Linked DNA regions of Homo sapiens: region 1 is linked to region 2. A link is a loop called in an ENCODE intact Hi-C map of the cell type or tissue named here. Cell type or tissue: endothelial cell of umbilical vein. All regions are shown on one strand. Each heading gives the region's core, and the rest is flanking DNA. Links, peaks and the distances in the headings are about the cores only.

The links. Peaks named below come from ENCODE experiments on the same cell type or tissue, not always from the same donor. Only the 100,000 strongest peaks of a DNase experiment are listed, where the experiment ranks them.
Region 1: a loop joins it to region 2, with 7 times the contacts of the local background. A loop is called at or near these places in 36 of 110 quality-filtered maps.

What each region holds. Positions count from the first base shown.
Region 1 is chr12:55,819,723-55,822,629 of GRCh38, reverse strand. It overlaps ORMDL2 (ORMDL sphingolipid biosynthesis regulator 2), which reads right to left. Exons shown (of 4, transcript NM_014182.5): 4 at 751-2,370. The coding sequence ends at 2,235. DNAJC14 (DnaJ heat shock protein family (Hsp40) member C14) reads left to right here. Exons shown (of 7, transcript NM_032364.6): 5 at 1-58; 6 at 155-257; 7 at 443-1,645. The coding sequence ends at 653. Among named protein-coding and RNA genes, the nearest start is that of ORMDL2, 3.1 kb to the right of the region's middle. In endothelial cell of umbilical vein, for the core only: a CTCF peak has its summit at 1,768 (motif pointing left); no DNase peak of the experiment used is centred there.
Region 2 is chr12:55,938,873-55,941,779 of GRCh38, reverse strand. DGKA (diacylglycerol kinase alpha) reads right to left here. Exons shown (of 24, transcript NM_001345.5): 7 at 2,791-2,865; 8 at 2,475-2,594; 9 at 2,251-2,365; 10 at 1,610-1,698; 11 at 1,347-1,466; 12 at 1,058-1,156; 13 at 800-883; 14 at 455-528; 15 at 196-270. Among named protein-coding and RNA genes, the nearest start is that of DGKA, 9.2 kb to the right of the region's middle. RefSeq lists enhancers at 1,130-1,219, 839-1,339, 1,340-1,840. In endothelial cell of umbilical vein, for the core only: a CTCF peak has its summit at 1,348 (motif pointing right); a DNase peak (open chromatin) is centred at 1,349.

The DNA of each region.
Region 1 (2,907 bases), core at 284-2,783, 120 kb after region 2:
TTGGGCCTCAAGATCACCTACTTTGCACTGATGGATGGAAAGGTGTATGACATCACAGGTACTCTCTGTCCTCTAGAAATACAGGCTCATACTTCCTGATCTTTTATGTGCTCTAAACTGCGACGTTTTGGCTAATTATTTCTCATGTTTATAGAGTGGGCTGGATGCCAGCGTGTAGGTATCTCCCCAGATACCCACAGAGTCCCCTATCACATCTCATTTGGTTCTCGGATTCCAGGCACCAGAGGGCGGCAGAGGTAGGTGGTATTTCTGTCAATAATCTATCCACTATTTCAGTTTTGAATACGGTTTCAGATGACCTGCTTTTTAGGACACCCAGGGGCCTTGTTTTCTAGGAAGTTTGGGAACTGATAAGTATATCTAACTTAGGTAACCATATGACTCTAACATCTCTTGCCTTATTTCTTCTGTTTTACCTCAGAGCCACCCCAGATGCCCCTCCTGCTGATCTTCAGGATTTCTTGAGTCGGATCTTTCAAGTACCCCCAGGGCAGATGCCCAATGGGAACTTCTTTGCAGCTCCTCAGCCTGCCCCTGGAGCCGCTGCAGCCTCTAAGCCCAACAGCACAGTACCCAAGGGAGAAGCCAAACCTAAGCGGCGGAAGAAAGTGAGGAGGCCCTTCCAACGTTGATGCCCCTTCTCTTTCCTCAAATCAATGTCAGGGAGTCAAAAGGGCTGTAGCACAGGATGGAGTTTGATTTATCCCTCCTCCCCCAACACCTAGGAACTGAATCTTTTTCTTTTTATTTTTTGAGATGGAGTCTTGCTCTGTTGCCCAGCTGGAGTGCAGTGGTGTGATCTCAGCTTACTGCAACCTCTGTCTCCCGGGTTCAAGCAATTCTCCCATCTCAGCCTCCTGAGTAGCTGGGATTACAGGCACACACCACCACACCTGGCCCAGCTAATTCTTTTTTGTATTTTTAGTAGAGACGGGGTTTCACCATGTTGCCCAGGCTGGTCTCGAACTCCTGAGCTCAGGTGATCCACCCGTCTTGGCCTCCCAAAGTGCTGGATTACAGGCATAAGCCACTGTGCCCGGCCTGAATCTTGTCTTTTGACAATACCAAAGAAATAGGGGGTAGCTAGAGTAAAGAACCTAGGGCCTGGACCTGGGCTGGACAGTGTATCCCTTTAGGTGTGGGAACTGGGTATTTCCCTGGGGTCTGTATGCCTTTGTCTTGTCATTTGCTTTTAGGGCAGATGACACTTTTTCCCACCCTTTTAAAGCTACAAGTCTATCTTCTTTCTTGACCCATTTCAGGAGGGAGCCCTCTCCTTTATCCTGATATAATATTTAAAAGAGAACAAGAAAGCATGTAGCCCTAATGATAGGAGATTATCGCATAGAGTTCAGAGACTGGAAACTGAATTTTCCCTCGACTTTCACTTTGTGGGTAAATCACCCAATTTTAGGCTCTTTTCTGCAAGGATGGCCAAAATTAATCATTTTTAAAAAGTAGATTCATGCCCACTGCCCTTGGGTGAGGGGGAAGAATACGGGGGTTCCCAGAAGCCCCCATGTGATCCAAGGGTTTGTATTTTTTTTTTAAGTTTGTTCATATTTGTATGTACATGACTATTTAAAGCCAGGGGATTATCTTTCTATAAATGTATAACTGGCAACCTGTATCTTCCCTCTTTGTTGCCCATATAGCCGGAGCCCTTTTTCTCATTTGAGAATCTCTTCCCTACTAAGTGTTAAGCTTAGAGTGAAGGGCACCTCCTACTGGACCAAAGGAGAGGGGATTGGAGAATTGTTTTAAGTTTTATACATTAGGTCAGTATTCCATCTTCCCACCCCCAGCCTTATGAGGACAGCTCTCTACCCATCCTGATTAAACTGCAGCTATAGCTGAAAAAAATTATTGTAAGAAAAATACACAGCAAAACAGAGCTGGAAGGTGGTAAGTGTAAAAGATATGGAAAGATGTAATCACCAAAGAAGCTGCCCAAATGGCTTCCTGCTATGGAGGAGAGTGATTTGGCCCTTACCTCACCTGCCTTCCTGATTCAAAGAAACTTGCCACTAGCAGGACTGGGCCCAGGAGCCCCATTTGCCAATCTCTTCTCTTCTTGGGAGTCTGGGAAAGGTTGTATAGTTCTCAGGCTTTAAAGGTGTAGAAGACAGTATGGAGAATAAGAGAAGGATGTTTTATAGTCCTCTGTTTCAGTGCCTTCCCCATGCCCATGGAGCTGTCCCAAAACCCATCCCTCAGTATTTGTTGATGCCAAAGACACGAACCCCATGGAACTGGGGCAACTTCGGCAGCAGTACACTTAGCAATGAGGCTGTGTTGATGAGGAAGTGCGCAGCATCATACTTGGTATAGAAGCTGGCCAGGAGATAGCTGGGGAGAGAAAAAAATAGGGTGAGTGAGGTTGACCTTCTCTATCCATATTCTTTTTTTTTTTTAAGAGACAGTTCTCACCATGTTTCCCAGGTTGGAGTGCAGTGGCTATTCATAAGTGTGATACGTGCAGTACAACCTCAAACTCCTGGGCTCAAACAATCCTTCTGCCATAGCCTCCCAAGTAGCTGGGACTCCAGGCATGCACCACAGTGCCCTGCTCTTTCTCTTCTATTTTAAATGACCAGTTTTACTGTATATAGTTCTAGATTATCTAAAACTATTCCAGCTATATCAACAGCATTTACTTTGGGGTTCAGGAGATAGCACCCTTAACTGGAGACTGTAAGTCAGTATCTGTTAATTGTTAATGACATGGCAAATGACGGCTCAAGCTATTTCAGTCTGTATGACTGTTACAGTCCTCTTTGCTTCCACTCCCTACAGTGTTTTTGAAGATTAATATCAGTTCTGCCTTTATTTACTTCTTTTGGCAGTGTAAAATCATTTGGTTTTATTTGGCACTTATCTTTTCTC
Region 2 (2,907 bases), core at 231-2,730:
CAGGACAAAGATGGGCCAGAGAGCTCGGAGGATGGGATACCCAGTGACCCTAGGGAAGGAAATATTCTGAATTCTGGCCTCTTGGGGATCTCTAGCCCTCCTCTCCCAATCTGCACTCTTTCCTGCACTCTCCTAACATATACAGATACACAGACCCACGAAAACACTGTGATACAGTCCCTAACCTGTGCTCACCCTATCTCAGGACCATCCTTTAGGAGGTTGAACACCTGTCGAGGGTTTAATATATACTGGAACTTCCAGAGCACCCTGTGTGTGGGAAAAAGAAAAGTTCATGGCAGGCGCGGGGGTTGGGGGTGATCTTCTGAACCTCACCCTCTTTGTGTGTTCCTCAAGGTATGCCCCTCCAGACACACACATCCCCTTCCACCTTCTAAGTGTTGCAGGCAGGCCCTGCCTCTCATCTTAGAAGACCCAATATATTTCTCCTCACCTTTGCCCCTGCTTCCCGCCACTCTTAGGATTGACAAAGACGAGAAGTGGGTGGGTGTTAGGAACAGGGTCAATCTGCATTGGGGGAAGAAAATAAGGACAAAGAAAGCAGGATTTTGTCAGAGTTAAGGTGGGCCCAGGAGACAGGGGCAGAGGGCTAGCATTCCACCAAGATATTTCCCCCCTCCCTCCTGTTTCCCTCCCCTTCCCTCCCCTACCATGGTGGAGTTTCTGGAGAGTGAGCATCAACCGCTCCCCACCAGGCTCTCCCACTTCATTCCCACCCATGAGGGCTCCAGTGAAAAACCTGCCCCCATCATGAAGCCCAAGACTCTCAGCCCTGTACCCGCAGAGCCTCAGAGGTGCTCAAATTTAAATCATCCATGGTCTTCTGGCTTGTTTTGCTATTTTTACGATCCGGTCCAGAGGCCTGGGAGGGGAAGAAAGTAGAGGGAAGAAAAGCTGTATTGTGCATGAATCCCTAAATAGAGGGGTCTGACTTGAATCCTAAAAGTATGAGCTCTCTATTCTAAATGCCACTCTGTGCGTGTGGGAAATCGGGGAGGCACTCCTGTCCCCTCCCCGCTGCTGCCGAGGGTCTCACCAGGACACTGGGATAGATGGAAGATGGAGGCAGGATGTGATCCCGGAGCAGCCCACAGTCACACTCATGGCCCACCGCTTGCAGGCAGTCATCGTGGATCTGAAAGACGAGGTGGGCACAGAGAGATCACGAAGGTAACCCTGTCTCCTCTCAACCTGGCAGTCTGGGCTGGAAAGAGCCCTTGGGAGCAGGGGCAACTGTGCCTGTAAAGGAGGTGTGGCCGGAGGCCCGTGGAGAAGGCAGCTCTGCGGGGTAAGACGCACCCAGAAGGGATGGCTCCCAAACTGACCTCTAGGTGGCACCATACACAATGCAGCCCGGTCAGACTGTGGTAGATCCGGATCTTTTTCTGACAGCGGTCGCAGCGCCCGGACTCACAGCCTCCTCGCACCCACACATGTGATTGGACCTTGGGGAGAAAGGCAGTTCCTTGTCTGGCAGGGTCTGAGCAGGACCTAGGGGAGGGAGGGGCTGAGGGCAGCAATGGGCCAAGGGCCAGGGCCAGGGCCAGGATGTAGGTGATGTTGGGGGTGGAGGCATGAGATCACTCACACCAATGTCCTTCCGAGACTTGGCATAGGTGCTGACTTCACAAGGCAGGGCTTTCATGGCACACTGGTCGTGAACAGTGTACTTACAGACTGAGGGAGAAGGAAGAAGTTGGGAGGCTTAGCTGAGCCTCTCCCCCTATTTCCTTCTTACCTGAGGGTGAGGCAGGATCAGATATGTGATCCCTTGCTTGAGGGTGTAGCAGAATAAAAGTTCGGGGTGAAGTGCCCACCTCCAAAACCCACGCCTTTTCCTTACTCTTCCTCCTAAAAGATCAGCTGCTACTGCATGCCTGCCCCACACCATCCATGTGCCAGGCAGGAACTGAGCTGGATAATGCTTGGGAGGCCCAGGTCTAACAGCAACAGTAATCATAATAGATATTTTTTATTGCATTTTATAGTATGTGCATGCACCATCTGAAGCACTTTTCTTGCACCAACTTTTTTAATGCTCACAATTACCTCATTTTCAGTTGAGGAAACTAAGGCTTAAAGAAGTGATGTGGCTTTCCCAAGGTCACATAACTAGTCAGTGGCAGAGCCCAGGATTCAAACCTAGGTCTTTTCTAAGTTTACAGCATCAAGCTCCCACAGATAGCTGGGCTGACCCTCTTCCCCTACCTCCCAGCTCCCATTACTCACGGTTACAGCTCAGTCCCTGTTTGCCAAGACCAATGCTTGACTCGCACAGATTGCAGTAGACTGGTCTGGGGAACCTCTTGGGCCTCCACATGTGCTGTCCGTCGTCCTTCAGAGTCTAGGAAGGCACAGTAGATGCTAGGGAGTGTCAAAGCCCTTACAGGGCCAATCCGGGCAAGCATAACCCAAGGCTGTCTTACTCATCCCCCAAAGTCTCTCCTACTCACCATCTCCAGACCCAGCAGCACTAGCAGTGGCACGGTGGTGGCCCCAGCCCGGACCCACTCAGCTTGAGAGACAGAGCCACTGCCATCATAGTCAATCTCTTTCATCATCTCCTGAAGAATCTGAGCACAGAGTGGAAAGGGACTTTCAGTATGAGTGGGTCTTCAGACCCAACACCTCTCCACTGCCTCTTAGGATATCCAGCCCAGCCATCCTAGCCAAGGGAACCAGGTTGCCTGTCAGAGATGAAGTAAGGCAGATGCAGGACTCACCAGGGAAGAAGGTACAAGAAGGGACATGAAGGAAGAGCTGCCTTACCGGCCTCAGCTCAGACACATCCCAATCCAGGTATTCAGCCACTCGCATCATCTGTAGGATAATTTTGTCCACTTCCTGGAGCAAAAAGGGCAAGAGCCACAGCCATATCCCCTTTAC